2 separate regions of the Mus musculus genome follow, and region 2 is linked to region 1. Evidence: chromatin loops called from intact Hi-C (ENCODE). Cell type or tissue: heart. All regions are shown on one strand. Each heading gives the region's core, and the rest is flanking DNA. Links, peaks and the distances in the headings are about the cores only.

The links. Hi-C counts contacts between places; a loop is a spot of excess contacts. Peaks named below come from ENCODE experiments on the same cell type or tissue, not always from the same donor. Only the 100,000 strongest peaks of a DNase experiment are listed, where the experiment ranks them.
Region 2: a loop joins it to region 1, with 3 times the contacts of the local background. A loop is called at or near these places in 28 of 42 quality-filtered maps.

Annotation. Positions count from the first base shown.
Region 1 is chr1:131,048,194-131,057,228 of GRCm38, forward strand. Mapkapk2 (MAP kinase-activated protein kinase 2) reads right to left here. Exons shown (of 10, transcript NM_008551.2): 6 at 8,696-8,771; 7 at 8,221-8,345; 8 at 7,736-7,821; 9 at 7,566-7,646; 10 at 5,507-7,042. The coding sequence ends at 6,899. Among named protein-coding and RNA genes, the nearest start is that of Il10, 33 kb to the left of the region's middle. In heart, for the core only: a CTCF peak has its summit at 5,271 (motif pointing left); DNase peaks (open chromatin) are centred at 5,168 and 6,258; H3K27ac peaks cover 806 bases.
Region 2 is chr1:130,983,144-130,992,178 of GRCm38, forward strand. No RefSeq gene overlaps it. Among named protein-coding and RNA genes, the nearest start is that of Gm41952, 24 kb to the left of the region's middle. In heart, for the core only: a CTCF peak has its summit at 4,569; no DNase peak of the experiment used is centred there.

The DNA of each region.
Region 1 (9,035 bases), core at 3,002-7,001:
CTTTAAAACTAAGTTGCATATTACTCAATGAGCAGAAAAAAAGTCTAAAGGTGAGTTATACAACACCAGAAATGAACAACCAAATGGCACACTTAAAAATGGTGAGGATGAAGCGGGGTGTGGCCTTTGGTCTCAGCATTTTGAAGGCAGAGCCAAGTGGATCTCTGTGATTTGGAGGCCAGCCTGAGCTCCTGACCAGCCAGAGCTACATAGTTAAAACCGTGTGTGTGTGTGTGTGTGTGTGTGTGTGTGTGTGTGAGAGAGAGAGAGAGAGAGAGAGAGAGAGATGGGGGGGGGGAGTCACCTGGCCTTGCTGGATTCCAGTACAGCAGAGAAAACAGGACCCCCAGCTTCCGTGAGAGATCATGCCTCCAAGAACTAAGTGACCGAGAACACCCAACACTCTCTTCTGGCCTCCACACACATCTGCTCATGCACACTGCACACCCACGTGCACAACCATATGCCTAATGTCACGTTCAAAGCAGTTTGCCAGCTGTGTTTATAAGCTTAAGGATAATAAATTCTTTGACTATAAATCAAAGTATAAAAGAAAGGTTTGCTTGTTTCCAGTTGGTTTTGGGTTTTTGTTTTGTTTTGTTTTGTTTTTGTTTGTTTTGTTTTTGTTTTTGTTTTTTGAGACAGGGCTTCTCTGTGCAGCCCTGGCTGTACTGGAACTTGCTCTGTAGACCAGGCTGGCCTCGAACTCACAGAGATCTGCCTGGCTCTGCCTCCTGACAGTACTGGGATTAAAGGCGTGCGCCACCACAATGGGCTTCAAAGGCTTTTCTGGAGAAGAAACTGGTATCCTTGAACAAGGGGAGGAACTGCAGGGCACTGTCCCTTCTCTCTGAATGACCGACAATTCTGTCATCTCTCCCACACTTGAACAGCGGCTACTGGGTCTGGTTTTGCTCCAATGGGTTTATTCCCCATCCCACAGATATCAAGCGCCTTCCTTTTTGGAACCTTAAAGAAGCAGGTCAGCCTCGGTTTCTCACCTACATCCATCTGCCTTGCAGGCTAGCCGAGAGCTCAACCTTCCCTGCTCCTCCTACAGGCAGGAGAGGAGGCACGGTTCCTGTCTAACTATGAAGACTGTCTCCTTAGAATGGTTTATGATCAGAAAAGGAGGCAACCAGGTGCCAGAAACCCAGAACCTCCTCCCCCTCCCCCTCTTACTGCAAGAACAAACACTCTTGCACCACAGACTCTGGCTAACCAAGGTCTAGGCCTCAACCCCAGAAGAGGTCATGGTTTCTTTGAAAAATAAACCTGTGAGTGTGACTTCAGAACCACAGGTTTTATAAACCATGATGAGGCTGGGAGAACACGTCTCAGGCTGAAACTTGAGGCCCGGTTACCTCAAGGGACGGGAGCTGTTTTAGCAACCAGAGACTCACAGCTGCCAAGTCTGAGCCATGGGACTAGAGTAGCCCTGACAGGAACTCATCCCTACAACCTTTGTGGATGCTCTGAAGCCCCAGGAACCCGACTCCCTCGGGATTAGAGAGGCTGAGAACAGTTCCTATATGGCCACACAGGGCCTCAGAGGTGGCAAAGGGGGGAAATTTGTTCCAATATTTCACTTGCAAATCCTAACAGGGGTATAAATTGAGAATAAGAAACTTAGCTGCCCCTGAGATCATGAAAGTTAGGCAAATGAATCCATTTGCATGGCAGCCCTTGTCTCTTAACGATAATTTAGCATACGCAGGTTCAACTGCCCCAGGCCCCCTCCTGACATCCTACAGGATTGCCGGGTCTTGACAGACCTCCAGGTCAAAAGCCTTGGGTGGTAACTTACCTTCCTAGCAATAATTCTCTGTAGAGCTTGCGTAGATGCCAAGGTAAGCTTAGCTTTGAGATGCTGGTCTTCAAAATATGAAAGGTGGAAGCTATGCGCATTGACTCCCAAAGGCTTCATAGCTACTGACTACTGGGGATTTCCACGTTAGGGGATGTGGAACAGCAGAGAGCCGTGGCCTTTCACAAGGCATGGTAGTTAAGGAAACCCTCAGAGGACACTCTCCCCAAACCTTCTAAAAATGGCTCAGTTTCATGCAAAGCCAGCTTTTTCTAGTGATTCATAAAACGTCTAACTAAAAGTGACCTCAGATGAAGGCACACACTCCAGATTTTTTATTATTATTATTATCATTAATGAACTGAAAAACTAATGGGGAAATCCCTACTAAGACTATGTTCCCAATTTTTGGTTGGGGAGAGCAAACACTTTTAAGAATGAAGAGTCCAGGCTGAAGAAGGGTAAGAGAGGAAATGCTAGAGCCTCCCCCAATGAAAGGGGCAAGCCAGTCGTCAGTGGGCAGAGTCCACAGGGCCAACCATTAAACAAAACTGTGCCACGAACAGCAGTTGTGGAAAACAAGGACAAAACAAAACAAAAACAAACAGAACAAGAGGATTGTGCCTGCCCTCAAGGGAAAGAGAAAGAGCCTCCCTCATTTTGGCCAGAGCACCCTATGATGGTTAACCCCAGGACTATATAAGGAAGCTCTCCCGGGGCTGTTAGCAGCTGCTTCTCTGAAGGCAGCATGGTCTTCCCTCAGACTCCACTGTCACAGGGACTGGACCCACTGCCAATTCCTCTACACCAAGCCCCTGGGCTGACACACACCAGGTATTGGCCACAAGGGGGACCAAAGGTGGCATCTTGGCTCGCTGGTGGCTGAAAAGTCTTCACCACACCACTGGTAAGCATGTGGCTTGAAGCAAAAGAAATGACACTTGACTTTCAAACTAGAAAACTGTCCATCCCCACGCCCGGCCTTCCAAGCTGGAAGGCCAGCGTCAGCTTCCTGCTACTCACTCATCGTCTCACTCGGAAAAGGCTGGGGAAGGAGAGCACGGAGAAGTGGACTGCATAGCCCTGACAGCAACAGTTTGTTTCTAGGGGTCCACACGTGAGAGCTGAACACACTTGGCTCTGCACAGCTACCACAAGGCACGCTGGCTTCACACTCCCATCCCCCTAGGCACAGACAGTGCAGTGCCTGCAAAGTAAACGCAGTGGTATAGCGGGGAAAGCTTCCCACGTTGGCCTGACTCAGTGCAGGGAGTGGGGGATGGGGGAAGGAGAATGACAGTAATAGGCCGGCCCCTGGAGCTGAAGCCTCATGTCCTTTCTAAAGAACAGCTGTTCCCAAACTCAGTCAGGTCTCCCACCCACAACAGCCAGATGCCTTGTCGAGGCAGATCCAGGAAGGGCTGTGTCCTCCAGGGTAGAGGCAGAGGCTGCTCCCCAGATGCAACCCCACACATAACAGGACCCAGTGGTTTGTCTACGTTCACACTGGTGTGGCCACTTTCCCTAACCTCCTTCCTACTTCGCAAACTCTCCACCTACAACTTACCCATTCGGGCTTACATACCTGCTTGCTCTCTCGTCATTCAGAGCCCTCTGTCTTCCTGTCTCCAACCCAGCCAAAAGAAAACCCTAGTTGCTTAAATTAACCCGATGGTAGACTTAACCCTCAGCAGAGACCAGAGGAGCAAGACACAGGCCAACCCTAGACCCTGGCCCCTGCTTGGGGGAGCAGTCCCTAGAAGGAGAAGCTATGTTTATACCAAGCTACCCTGGCAGCGTACTACAAAAGACATTAAATCTGTGGTCTCCTGAACCTCCCACCACACCCACAGGGACTAGTCTATCCTCACAGGGACAGAATCCAGTGTGTTTCCCTTATACCCAGGGGGCTTCCTGTGCACTCTGAAGAAGCCCTAACAGTAGATGCAGGAAATCAAACCTACAGACACCCAATCAGCTGTGTGGCCTTGGACAAAGTGCATCCTGTGCCTGAACCTCTTTATAGATAAAGGAAAAGTGGAGCAATACCTCAGAGGACTTACGCTGGGATCAACCCAGCACCAGTACTTCACTCAGTGAGCACCCAAGGGTGTCAAGAATTCCCCTTGACATCCTCTTCAAGTATCCCCAGACCATTCAACCCCAACCTCACACCCAATGCCGTTCAAGTCAGCTCAGTAGAAGCTAGCTGGGTTAGAGAAAGAAGGGCTACCAAGCAGTCATGGGAGCTGACAGACTGGAATAGCTCCTGCTATTCCAGAGCACCCACACCAAGTGGTTCAAAGTCCCCGGTAACTCCAGCATCCAGGGGATCAGACACCCTCTTCAGTATCCACGGCCGTCTGTGTAGATGTGCCTACACTAATGCTGTCACGTGGAAATGACAGCAAAAAGAAAATGTTTACCACCCCCAAGTTAGAGACAGAAGCCCATAGGGGTGGATGGAGTTGGGGGGGGGGACAGAGGCGTGGCCAGCCCTTCAGCCTTTTTTCAGTCATCTTCCTTGGAAGCCAGTACTAGACCTTGTAAGCTGGACTGAGAAAAGGAAGCAAAATACAGGGGTGATTAATACTGGTGCTCTGAGATGAGGAAGCTGGAAGGCAGTTCTCTGTGTCAGAACACTGGTTCCCAAAGGACGCACTCTGTTGCTGGAACAGTATGTACATATATCATTGTCCGCAGTAGGAGTTTGCGATCGGGAGCAAGAGCCATGGGCTACCAGGCTGGCCCAGTCTCATCATACTGGTCCTCAAGGAAATCCTCCAGGCCGTGTAAGAGTGGTCCCAGAACAAGAATAGGGGAGACAGAATGGCTGGCTTCAAAGAGAGACGGGGGCCCAGGCCAAGGAATGCTGGCAAAATAGGATGTGGCCCTGCAGAGATAGTGAGGCTCTACCAGGCTTCTTTCCCACGTAACCAGCAAGTAACGTCACAGCTACAAGGACCTTCTCAAGCTTCTCACTTAGACGGCAGCTTCTGACAACTTCCTTTCTACCAGCCCCAACTGCTCCCCCACCCTGGACCCATCGCTCTGACTCCCTTGTAAGTGCAGACAATGGGTTCTTTACAAGCAAGAGTGCTCGCTGGGTGATTCGACAGTGCTCCAGGTAGGGGACCGTTCTCAGGTTGAGTAGCAGAGAGAGGATCCCTGATAACTAGGGTGGGTGGCTGGTAGAAGCCAGAGTGCTCCAGGCCCCCTGGTCCTGCGCTCTAGTCTGAATGGACAGCTGTGAGGTTGTAGGCACAGTGCTTCCTGCTCTGGGTTGGAAACTAGCCACGCTGCCCTGCCTTTCTCCCCTGCCTGGGGACAGAAGTGGCAGCGTCAGCAAATCAGCTCCTGCTCTAGGCTCTGCCAGGGAGATTCAGCTATCACAGGCTTTCTGAGGAGACTAGCTCACTCAAAGCACTTTTGTTTCTGCCTGGCCTGTACTGCCCCCTTCTGGACTCTAAGATAATACGCCACCCTGTTTTCCTGGCTCCAAAGGAGACGTGCTTATTGACACAAGCCCTCGTCTACGAGGGGCTATTCCCATGCTGATGTAGCCAGGAGGCTCTCTTCTCCCTTCTCGGGGCACAGGGCTCTGCCACCCGTCACAGGAAACACTCTCCACACACAGGCTGGGAGAACACAAGTAAACGGTCAAGGGCCCAAGCCTCAGGAAGAAAAAGAATGAAAAACTTTCAACTATTAAATTTGTTTAGTAAAGACAATTTTGCTCATACAAAACGAGAGTTTACAACAGTCTGAGTGTTGAACACACCATCAAAGACATGGGAGGAGCTGCAGACATCTGGGCCCTGCCCCAGGCCCAGGGATGCCCAAGAGCCCCTCCTCCACCAACCCCTGAGGGAGACACCCCTCCTCCAGCAGGAGGGGCATGGGGGACCATGGCACAAAGACTCTTCCCCGCCTGCTCCTCCTCAATCCTGGGGAGCCCCCACCCAGGTTGAGTAGTTAGAGGGTAAGGTGGCTAGTGGGCAGGGACAGAGTCAAGACATCTTTGGTGCGAAGACTGTCCCATCCACCAGACCACATGGTGGAAATCCAGGAAGACCACACGTGGTCCTGCCCTTGTCGAAGGGAGGTTGGCAGGTACCCCAGAGATCAGGGGAGATGCATGAAATGCAACTGCCTTTCCAGGCATAGAACCTTCCCAGGCTCACCGTGGGAGTGGACAGCCCATTGAGAAATGGCTAAAAATTTCAGAGAACTCGACAAGAGTGGGTTAATCGTGGCAAGAAGGGCAAGCAGAGGCTACTCAGTAGATCAGTGCCTCAGGGATCTGGGACCAGCAGGGAAAGGGGTCCTGAGGGGACCCAGTCCTCCTGATGGCTGTCAGTGCCCCCCAACCCCTCACTGCCTCCCCTGCCCAGCTAACACAGAGGCCACAATTACCTGGCTCTGGATCTAGACAAGCTACCTAGGCATTTAGGCAGGCTCAGTTCAAGCAGGAGTCCCTGTAGCCCCGCCTTCCCTAGACCCTCCAATGCCCAGTCGCTGGCATGGATCCAGGCATACACACACATGCACACACATGTGCTGCTCTGTTGTGCACACTGGTGATGTCTAAGGGCTTCAGCGGGAGGCAAGGGCCACCTACTGCCACTCTGCTGCCTTCTCCCTGGAACTCCCAGATTCTAGAGCCAGTGAGGACCCCACGTTACAGTGGGAGGCCAGAGGAGACAGATAGGGCAACCTAGGGACTTTCCCTATAACAACTTCCACAACACCTGTGGATAAGCCTCAGCCTTTGTAGATGGGAAAGGACCTGGGGAAGGAGTGAGGAGTGGGGAAAAGGACAAGAAGACAGGTTCCATAAAAACTCTACGCCAAATTACAGATAAAATGCAAAGGAGCAACGGGCTCAGGAGCACCTTGCCCCTCACACATCCTCCAGCCCCCACCTCGGGGGAGCCAGAGCCAAGGGCAGAATAAAGCCGGAGGCATTTCTGGGCGCCACGCAGCCCAAGAGAACAGGAGGCAGCATTGGGCAACTTGTGTCTCTTTGTCTAAAAAATATATTCATGTAGAGTTATTGCTTGTCCTCCAGTGGGTGGGAGACAGAGCGGCTCAGTGGGCGAGAGCCGCATCCTCCACAGCACGAGCTTTCTTCCGCCTCTTGAGAAGCAGAGGGTTGGATGCGTCTTCTATCTTCTTTATCTTGATCTGCTCATAGTCAACACGCATCGTGGCCAAGGCACTGGTCATCTCCTCCTGGGAGCAGGGAAAGAGGGCAGAGGAGAGACACAGGCAGTGAGGGACAGACAGACAAGGCAAAAAAAGGGTACAGTGATGCATGTCAGTTGTGGGTCCACACTGCCGACAGACGGCATCATCCTCCAGCACTGGCCACTGTGTAGCTATTCTCCCAGGAGCCCTCTGACAAGCTCACAAAAGGGGAAAGAGTCCTGGGCCAGCCATCCTGTAGGCCCTGCTCCAGTAAAGCCCTGTCTGGGGCTTTAATGCCCTCATCTGAAAACTGAGGGGATAGCACCTGATGCCATTTCAGGACCACTAGAGAGCCCCAGGGAGAGGAAGGCTCATAGGAAACAGACGGCAGTCTGGCCAGAACCTTTGCCACAAGCCAGTGAAGGCAATGGCTCCCAGTCACCTTTTGGTTGCTATGGAAACACTGGGATGAAGAACACAGATCCAAACTGTTCCTGCCAGGCCAGCACTCCTGCTGGGGACTTCCTGTGAACTGCCTTCCCAGCTCTCTTCCTCAGTGGTCCCTCACCTTGACATCCTCCCATCGTTCCTTGTCCTCCTTCAGGACACGGCTGGTGTGCAGTGGAGTCTGAGGGACCTTCGTAGATTGCTGAGGAGAGAGAAGTGGGATCAAGTGACAGTCGAGCATACTGAGCAACAGTCCCTTGCGCCCAGGTCTCCCCAGCCTGCAAAGCTTACCATGATCCAGGGGTGGTTCATGAATTCTGTGATGGTCATTCTCTGGGTGGGCTCTGTTTTTAGCAGATTCCGGATAAGCATCTTCACTATGGGGTGAGGCAGAGGACACAGCAGGTCAAGGGACAGGGCAGTTCAGGGGACTGAGACAGACAGCTCAGGGATCGAGACAGCTCAGGGGACAAGGACAGCTCAGGATCTATAGTTTTCCCTGCACTCTCCTGCATGAATCAGGCTCAAAGGAGACTGAATGAAGATAGATACCCAAGGAGCAATGGCTCCAAGGACCAGCATGCTGGACAAGCCCTGCACATACACATGGCTCTGACCATGCCTCAGGCACTTCCCACAGGCAGAACACACCTAGAAGGCATAGGAACAGGTCCAAGTCCCCAGTTCCAGCACACATGTGAAAAAGACTGATACCTACACGTGCGTACGCTCGCACACACTCACTCTTTCCCCTGTCCCCGAAGGCCGGTTCCTACCTTCTTCTGATACTTCTGACCACTCCGGGTTAGGAAATTCATACTGGCCCATTCGAATACGAGTCTTCATGCCCGGAGAGATGGCAAGGCCGTGATTGGAATAGAAGGGGGGATACCCACACAGCCTAAGGAAGAGAAGGGCAAAGCGGGTGTTATTTAGAAACCCTGCACCACTAATCAGGTAAGAAACAGACTCTGCTTGTTATAGTCCCAGAGAAATCGGGACTGCAGGACCCAGGAGTCTAAGTGCCAAGGATGTCACCTAGACGGCTAGCCCATTAGCTAGTTTCTACCACCACTTAGCAACCAGAACCCACCAAGCATCAAGTGAAGCAGGAACTCAGAATTCCCAGGGAGCCCCCATCCGAAGGGGAAATGCTAAAGCCTCCTCTTGTCCTGCAGTGGTAAAGCGTCCCCAGCTCCCTGACGCACTGCAGCCTAGCAGCCATCCCACACCACACACCAGCCCACTTACAAAATATACATGATGACACCCAAGGACCACATGTCACAGGACTTGTCATACTTCTCCGGGCCCAGGACTTCCGGAGCTGCAAAGCAAAGATCACTGTGGGTTGTCCTGGCTCTTTGAATGCTGAGACCTCCCCTGCCTCAGAGTCCTTCATCCCTTCATAAAGAAAGAGAGGCAACAGTGGGGGCCGGGGAAAGAAGAGGACCCTCTCCCAGAAGGGACTCTGCAGCTACAAGCTTAGGGTGCAATCACTGCTGAGCCGCTGAGAACCTACAAACATGTGGCACCCACTTAGCTTCAGGAACATGTCCTGGGAGTGTATTCGTGGAGTCAGCTGGGACTT
Region 2 (9,035 bases), core at 2,962-6,961, 65 kb before region 1:
ATGGTCTTCTAAATATTTATTAGCATCCCTATAGATTAATTCTGTCTTCAGCCTTGGCCAGAAAAGTGTCTTCCTGCAGTGGACTGGAATTAAAACAGAGGTTCACAACTGGTCAAAATGATGAGATTAAGTACCTATTGAGGTCTCATCCCTAAATAGCGTTCTCTCGTTCTCTCTCTCTCTTTCTCTCTCTCTCTCTCTCTCTCTCTCTCTCTCTCTCTCTCTCTCTCTCTCTCTCTCTCTCTCTCTCTCTCCCATGTGTGCATGTGTACACACACACACACACACACACAGAGCTCTCCAAGGCTCAAGGAACAAGATGGAAAGACTGTAAGAGCTGGAAAATTGGGAAAGAGCACTGGGAAATGCTGTCTGCTGGACAGGACAAGAAGACCCTTACACCCAGGAACTCACTGCACTATGGTTACCTGAACAGGATCAGTCAACAGTCTGATGAGCAACAATAATTAGAAGCTGTTATTAACAACAAAAAGACATGACGTCAAGAAGGAGACCTGCTGGGGTGCCTGGGGTGAGTGGGAGGGAGGAGGTGGGGCTCTCCCCAATCCAGGTGCATTGATTACATTCATTCCATTGTCAAAAATACTTAAAAGATACTCTGCTTCTCAAAAAGACTGTGTAGGGCTGGAGAGATGACTCAGAAGTTAAGAGCAAGTGCTGCTCTTGCAGAGGACCCAGGTTCAATTCCCAGTGCCCACACGGTAGCTCCCAGTCATCCATAACTCCAGTTCCAAGGGACCCAGTGGACTCTAATGGTCTCTGCAGGTACCAGGCACACACATGGTTCACATACATGCATGCAAGCAAACACTGATAGACATAAAACACAAATAAGTGAACCTTAAAAATAATGTGTACATTAATAAGTCATCATACAACATCCTTTAAAAGAATTGTAAATATTAGTGTGTGTTTCTGGCATTTTAACTTGAACATACGATATTACAGCATAATGTATTTAATAGACATGAATAGGAGATACTGCAGCTTAGTGTATTTAATAGCAGTAGTGGCAAAAGATCAAGAATATGTTTCCATTGTTTGCAAGATGATACTGAACTAGCTTTCAGTTACAGACAGTAAAAAAAAGAAAGCTAAGTACCACTCCCTGACCCCTTGACTTCCTTCCTGGTTCCTAGGTGCACCAATTTGTGGGCAGGCTGCCTCAAGGGGCATCCTTATTAAAACATAGAAAAACTGTTTCAAGCATGGGGGGCATCCCTGTTTATTTTCCCTACCCAGCAATAACCCCATGATCACTGGGAGTAACACAAATTCATACTAAGAACCTTCCTCTGTACACCATGAGCAGTCCTCATGCACCCACGCACGCACAGCCATGGTTCTTTCTTGCATGGCTGTTCTTTCTTGCGTGGCTCCCCAGCTCCACGAGCCTCGTTGCTGAATTAATCCACCCTTTCCTGGTTATGCCACAAGAGGTCCTTGTTGCTCACTGACTGAATGAACTGGGAGCTTTTTCCTGGTGCACCTGCTGTTCAGCAAGAGACACATGCACCTGCCACCCAGGAATGTGTGGCCTCCCAGGCCAGAGCTCCGCCTCCATGACAATATTCTCAGCCCACTGGAAGTCCGCAGATGCACAGAGGTCTTGGATGGTCCTTTGCAGCTTCACCCTATTTACTGCATCCCATGCTGAGAGCTCTGCACTTTCCCTTCCTTACCCCTATACACATGTGCACAATTACCCCGGGATCCCTCTCTAACACACTGACTCTATCCTTCCCTCGAGGCGATAGGCATCCTACAAGCACAGCTAACCCCATGTTCAACTCTGTATCACTCCAGGCATCAATTTGTAGAGCTGAGCAGAATCCAGAAGTGCAATGTGCTGTTGTGGTTGTTTTGTTTTGTTTGTTTTGTTTTGTTTTGTTTTGTTTTGTTTTCATTTAATTGGGAGATTTCAAGTTTTCCCTATGCTCTATTTTTTTCTTTTTTTATTGGATATGTTATTTATTTACATTTCAAATGTTATCCCCTTCCCCAGTTCCACCCCACTTCCCAGAAACCCCCTTTGTCATCCCCCCTGCTTCTTTGTGGGTGTTCCTCCACCTACTCACCCAGTCCCTCCTGCCCTCGAATCCCCTATCAAACCTTCATAGGACCAAGGACCTCTCCTCCCATTGATGCCTGACAAGGCTATCCTCTGCTACATATGCAGCTGGAACCATGAGTACTCCTTGGTTGGTGGCTTAGTCTCTGGGAGCTCTGGGGGGGTCTGGTTGGTTGATATTGTTGTTCTTCCTGTGGGGTTGCAAACCCCTTCAGCTCCTTCAGTCCTTTCAGTCCCTCCTCCATTGGGGACCCTGCACTCAGTCCAATTGTTGGTTGTGAGCATCTACCTCTGTATTTATAAGGCTCTGACAGGGCCTCTCAGAAGACAGCTAGATCAGGTTCCTTTCAGCAAGCATTTCTTGGCATCTACAATAGTGTTGGGGTTTGGTGACTGTATATGGGATGAATCCCCAGGTGGGACAGTCTCTGGATGGCCTTTCCTTCAGTCTCTGCTCTACACTTTGTCTTCATATTTGCTCCCGTATTTTGTTCCCCTTTCTTTTTTTTTCCAGGTTTTTTAAAAATATTTTTATTAGGTATTTTCCTCATTTAAATTTCCAATGCTATCCCAAAAGTCCCCCATACCCCCCCCCCACTTCCCTACCCACCCACTCCCACTTTTTGGCCCTGGCGTTCCCCTGTACTGGGGCATATAAAGTTTGCAAGTCCAATGGGCCTCTCTTTCCAGTGATGGCCGACTAGGCCATCTTTTGATACATATGCAGCTAGAGTCAAGAGCTCCGGGGTACTGGTTAGTTCATAATGTTGCTCCACCTATAGGGTTGCAGATCCCGTTAGCATCTTGGGTACTTTCTCTAGCTCCTCCATTGGGGGCCCTGTGATCCATCCAATAGCTAACTGTGAGCATCCACTTCTGTGTTTGCTAGGCCGCGGCATAGTCTCACAAGAGACAGCTATATGTTTCCCTTTCTAAGAAGGACTGAAGCACCCACACTTTGGTCTTCCTTTTCCTTCAGCTTCATGTGGTCTATGAATTGTATCTTGGGTATTTGGAGCTTTGGGGCTAATATCCACTTATCAATGAGTGCATACTATGCTCTACTTTTTAAGGTTATAGTTCATGTCTTCAATAGAAAAAATTTTTACCTTTCACCTTGTGGCTATGTGAATTATGAGCTTCATTATGTGCCACACACAGCGCTAAGACCAGAACAAATTCCGTCCTGATCTCCACATTCATGTAACACAGGTGAAGACATACTAGGTATGTATGCAAGTCAAAAATAGTGGCAAGCAGCCTGAAGTAAAGTTGCCCCTAAAATAGAGACAAAGCCTCTTTTTAGAACATGGGACCAGTTACCCCCGGAGGAGAAAGGACGAGTCAGCTCCAGCATCATGAGAGAGAAGCAGCCAAAAGGAGAGAATTAAAGAGAGGATGGAGGAAATGACGTGGATAGTAATGATGACAGTAAGACATGGCACACCAACAGAAGGAACTGGTAAGTGACAGTGTCACCAGAGTGGAGCAAACGGAGTCCAGTGAGGATAGCATGCACAGCCACAGTTCTGAGTTTCACATCATGCACCCCAACCCCGCTCATCTCCCTGTCTCTCCATATCTACCCATAAGAATTTTTTTAAAAATAAATGTAATAAAGCAAAGCATAAAAAAAAATCTCTTGTGGTGGAAGCTGTAGTATGTAGTGTGCCCCACAGTGTACCCTTTTGTCCACACGTCTTTCCTTGCAAAAGTTCATTGCACTGAATCATCAGTCTGGTTCAGGATCTTTGGCTTCTGCTACTCTATCAATACTGGGACCTCACTGGGACTCCTCGAGGATATCCTATTGTTGCTCTGTGTCATGAAGATCCTGGAGTTTCGGATCTGCAGGACTGGCACCTTCATGTGCTCCAGCAATTCATAGATGGGGTAGATGTTTGGGTGGGCCAACTCAAAGCCCTGGATCTGGGCCTGGGTGGCAGCTGAGTTGATCAGTGCACCGGCGTCACCAGGGCGAGCTCTCCAGCACTGCCCCAGCTAGCTCACCCAATGCTGCAACCAGCAAGGGGCACAAGGTGCAGGGTCTGCTCTCCTAAGTGTAGCAGCTGGTAAGAGGTGGGGCCTGATTTCCAGAATACTGAAGTCAGGGAGGGGTGGGACCAGCACTGCACAGCCCTTGGACATCAGTGTGGTCAAAGGTAGCAGCCCAGATCAGGGATACCTTCATGGTCTTTAGTGGTAATATGGACCATAGACATCAACACAGATCCCTGTTGCTTCATGGCCACAAACCCAGACATGGACTTCAGTGGCAGCATCAGCTGGGATTTTACCATGACCTCAGGTGGTAAGGCTAGCTACTCAGAGTGGGCTATTCCTCTCTACACTTGAGTCTCCAGTTCCACCTCTCTTCAGAATGTTCAAACTGTTTCAGTTCTCTTTTTCACCCATCTGTCCACCACATACTTGCACACTATAGTGGCAACCACTGAGGGCAGGCTATGCACCTGGCTGGCCTCTGGGTGTCCTCCTCTGCCTGCAGCTGTATAGTGTGGTAGCCAATGGGCCTCTCAATAAGGATCATGAAGGCCATGTTACCATTGTAGGGCTTGGGTCTGATGCTAAGATCCTGTTCCCCAGTTCTTCTTGATTCATCAATAAAGACACCAGCAACCAATGACCGAGGATGAGGTGAGACACTAAGAGTTGCTTGGGAGAATGCAGGGAGGGGGTCGAGGAGAAGCGGGGAGTAGCTGCAGGAGATAAAGCCATCCAGCCATGTGAGTTTTCTGTTGGAATGGCCAGTGGCCACTCTATCTGATTATGTCTGGGGTGGCAGGAGAGGTTTAGCAGTGCTCAGTCATTGACTTAGCAAAGGCATTTTAAAATTAACAGGCGTATGTGTCTGTGTTTTTCATCCATGGATCCAATATCCTCTAGGCAGGGGCTGGTAGCGCAGCTGATCCAGACTTAAGGTGTTGTAGCTAAAGCTACATGCAACATACCATGACCTTGAATTTGCTGTCATCATGGAACTCAAATGTATTCTATATGTTAGGAGAAACCATAAAGTTATTTTAAGCAAGGAAATGGTGTGATGTGGTTTAGCAGGAGATAAGAACACAAAGAATGACCTAGAAAATTAAGAGAGGAAGAGAAAGGGAAGTTAACAGGCTGTAATGATGTTTGGATGAAAGGATATTGACTTGGACTAGGTCACTGAAGGTGAACCCAAGGTCAATGATACAATCGAGCAGAACAGCAAGGTCCTTTCACCCTGTGGAGCTGGTGAAGCTGGGAGAGCATGAATCTGGAGAGACACTGTTTCCCTGTAGTGATCTGCTACCCAAGCACAAAGCCAACCAGCCCAGAGGGGAAGCGAGCAGTAATAGGGGTGATACAGAAAGCAGGCCAACTTAGATATTTCAGAGAGAAAGCCATGGGGCCTAGTGATGGTCTGTACCTGACTTATCTTTATTGTTCATGAGCACAATTTGTTCCAAGTTTTCTCAAGGACAGTCCTGAAACTTGTATTTTCTAAGTATGTATATTATAAGTGACAATTTACCCTTGTGTAGACCTCTAGGTTGTATATCTTCATTGTGCAGCTCAAAGGTGGAGAAGAAATCTGATGTGAGCTTCTTCCCCTCCCCACATAGGAGTTAATACTTTATATGTAAAGCATACACACCAATAAACTCTATATGCTCCTTTTAAATCTTTTCCATTTAAAAGTTGCACCTGAGGGCTAGTGAGATGGCTCAGTGGGTAAGAGCACTGACTGCTCTTCCAGAGGTCCTGAGTTCAAATCCCAGCAGCCACATGGTGGCTCACAACCACCTGTGATGAGGTCTGATGCCCTGTTCTGGTGTGTCTGAAGACAACAACAGTGTACTTATTTATAATAATAAATAAATCTTTGGGCCAAAGCGAGCAGGGACTGAGCAAGCGGGGCTGACAGGAGTGAGCAGAGGTCCTAAAATTTCAATTCCCAACAACCACATGAAGGCTCACAACCATCTGTACAGCTACAGTGTACTCATATACATAAAATAAATTCTGAACAGTATAATAATAATAGAGAAATCAAGTGGAGCACAAGCAAGGAAGCAAGCATGTTATACCTTCATTTTCCTCTGTTCTTGACTATGTGTGTGATGTGACCAAACTACTGCAAACTCCTACTGCTCTTACTTTCCCACAATGGCGGGCCATAACCTAGAGCTAAATAAAACATTTCTTCCCTGCACTGCCTTTTATCGGGATATCTTATAAGACTAACAAAAATGAAACTGAAACAATGAGTGAAGATTAATGCACGGTACAAGCAAGTAAAACAGAAAGGCTCTTTGCCCTTCTGGAGCTGGTTAGTCAGAAGAACATGAACCTGGAGACACTTTTTCCCTGTGGAAATTTCCATGCCCAAGTATGAAGCCAGTCAACAGGGCTGGGGGCACTGGGAGACTGATTTCTGGTTATTTCTTGAACTTCATTGCTGTCTATCAGTTTGTGCTGGACACAATGCTGTTCCTTGGTTAACTCTGTGTGTGTGTGTGTGTGTGTGTGTGTGTGTGTGTGTGTGTGTGTGTGTGTGTGTGTAAAAGAGTCACATTCATTTTTTATATAAATAAAATATCTCTTAAGATTTTTCTTGAATGGAATACATTTTCTACAAAAAGCTCTTGCTGCACATAATTCTGTACATTAATTTTAGGAGCTGAAATTTGTGGGATGTGTTTGATATCTGTCGTTCACATTTGTTCTAGTCTTTCATATTCATTTCTTTATCTTTTGATTTAGTGTTCTAGGAAGTCTATCTTCAGTTTGCTTTTTACTCATTCAGTTGGTTCTCTCCCATGTCCATTTGTGAGTCATGACTACATCTTAAATTTTAATTCAATAACCTCGTATTTTAGCCTAATGCTTTGATCTGCTTGGATCATCTCCTTTGTAATATATATTTTTTCTAGTCACATAAGTAAAAAATTTTTCCAGTGTGTGGTAGCATATGGCACTTTCAGATAAGCAAAATATGAAGTTGTCATTCTTTTTTCTGGTAAGTGATCTTATTAGTCATATTAACATCTCTTAGTTGGCACTGGTTTTTTTTTTAACATTTTATTAGGGGGGTGTTCACACACATGTGTACATACAAAAATGTTATGGCCTGGGTGTGTAGGTCAGAAAACAACTTGAAAGAGTTGGTTGTTTCCTTCTACCATGTTAGAACATGAGATCAAACTCAGGTTTGGTGGCAAGTGTCTTTATTCGCTGAGCCATCTCACCAGCCCTACATGCACACATATAAAGAAGACCTAGCAAGGCTCTGTCACACCCTTTGGCTGTAGGACAAAGAGTAATTAATCTCAAACCAATCAGGAAACTTCCTTCCTGCTAGCTAGCTCTCATAGTGCCAGCAGATGCTGTGCAGGTTGCCAGGGGAGAAAGGTTATCAGTGGTCTTACCCAGCACAGGACCAGCATGCTACACTACTGATCTGCCAGGCAGGTCATACCCACTGCCTGCACTAGTGGCATGACTGTCATAGTGGTAATTAACCACTTTCAGTTTGAATTGAGGATCTGCTTCACAGAAAGGAATTTCATACCTAGTACTGTAAATCTTGGTTAGGAGCCCAAAGAAGGGGAGGCCATTGGGTAGTGCCTGCAATTACTATTTTTGATTAATTATGGTCATGTTGTCAATTTCTTATAAATATTTGTTTATACCCAGGAGGCCTGAATGCTCCCAACATGAGTCAAGGAAACGTGTTTTCAACGGTGGGCAACAATCAATGCATTAATCAAAGTGTTGAGATAAGTCCTAATAGGACACACACAAACACATCCCTATATCTCAATAGGGCTCAGAGAACATCATGGAAGAGGATGTGGGAAAAAAATTAAGAGCCAAAGGATGGAGAGAAGCACTGTGAAATGCTACCTTGCGAACACGATATGGCTATTACACACATGAACTCACAGCAGCTGTGTTATACAAGATCAAACCAAAATTCCACCATAGATGGAGGAGGCCATTCCATTGATCCATCCCTTACTAAGGAGCTATTGGTGATTGATAGCTGCTAGGGAGGAAGAATCACTTTTTAGGGTGTCACTTGTAAATTTCCCGTGCTCCAGTGGATGGCCCCAAACCACATATGGGCAGTACAAATTGGACTTATTGAACTGAAGAAGAGAAAGAAGAAAGAAGGAGGAGGAGGAAGAGGAGGAGGTAGAGAAAGAAGAGTAGGGGGAAAATTAGTGGTGTTGGGGAAGGTTATGGGAGGAGCTGGAGATAGGAAATGAGGGTTATTATAACATCTCATTGTCAACATGTGCAAAATTCTCAAGAATAAAGAAAATTATAGTAAATGCATGAGACCTAGACTAATGTCTGGTACAAGCTGTCATTCAAAAAAATGTGCAGATAAGTGGCCATATAGGAATAAGTTCCTGCCCTTTAATGTGCTTAAAGTCTTCTTGACCAAAAACCAAAACACACCACACACACTTAAACACACACATACACACACACACACACACACACACACACACACACACACACACTAATGCTATTAACTGAGAGCAATGGTAAATTTGTATCAGATAAGGAATTGTATGAATTGTAACAGATCCATGTGAGGCAGCCCACATGCTGACAGGAACAAAAGTAACAATCTGAGCCATACAACAGGCATGGGCAGGTCACTTCATGCTTGAATGATTGTAAGTCTCCACAGAAGACCCAGCGATCAAGCGAAACTTTGAAAGATTGTGGCTCTAAAGCAATGGGTGCTATGGATTCTTCCTCCCAAGAGCATCCCCTCAGATTCCAACTACCCACAATGCAGTTCATTCACAGCTACAACATCAGCGAACATCAGAATCAGCCCATCTTCTCCAGCCGGAAGAAACATGTACAGATCAATTGAAGAAACTGGATGAAACAGGTGTTTAGGGGTTGTGGAAGGATGCCT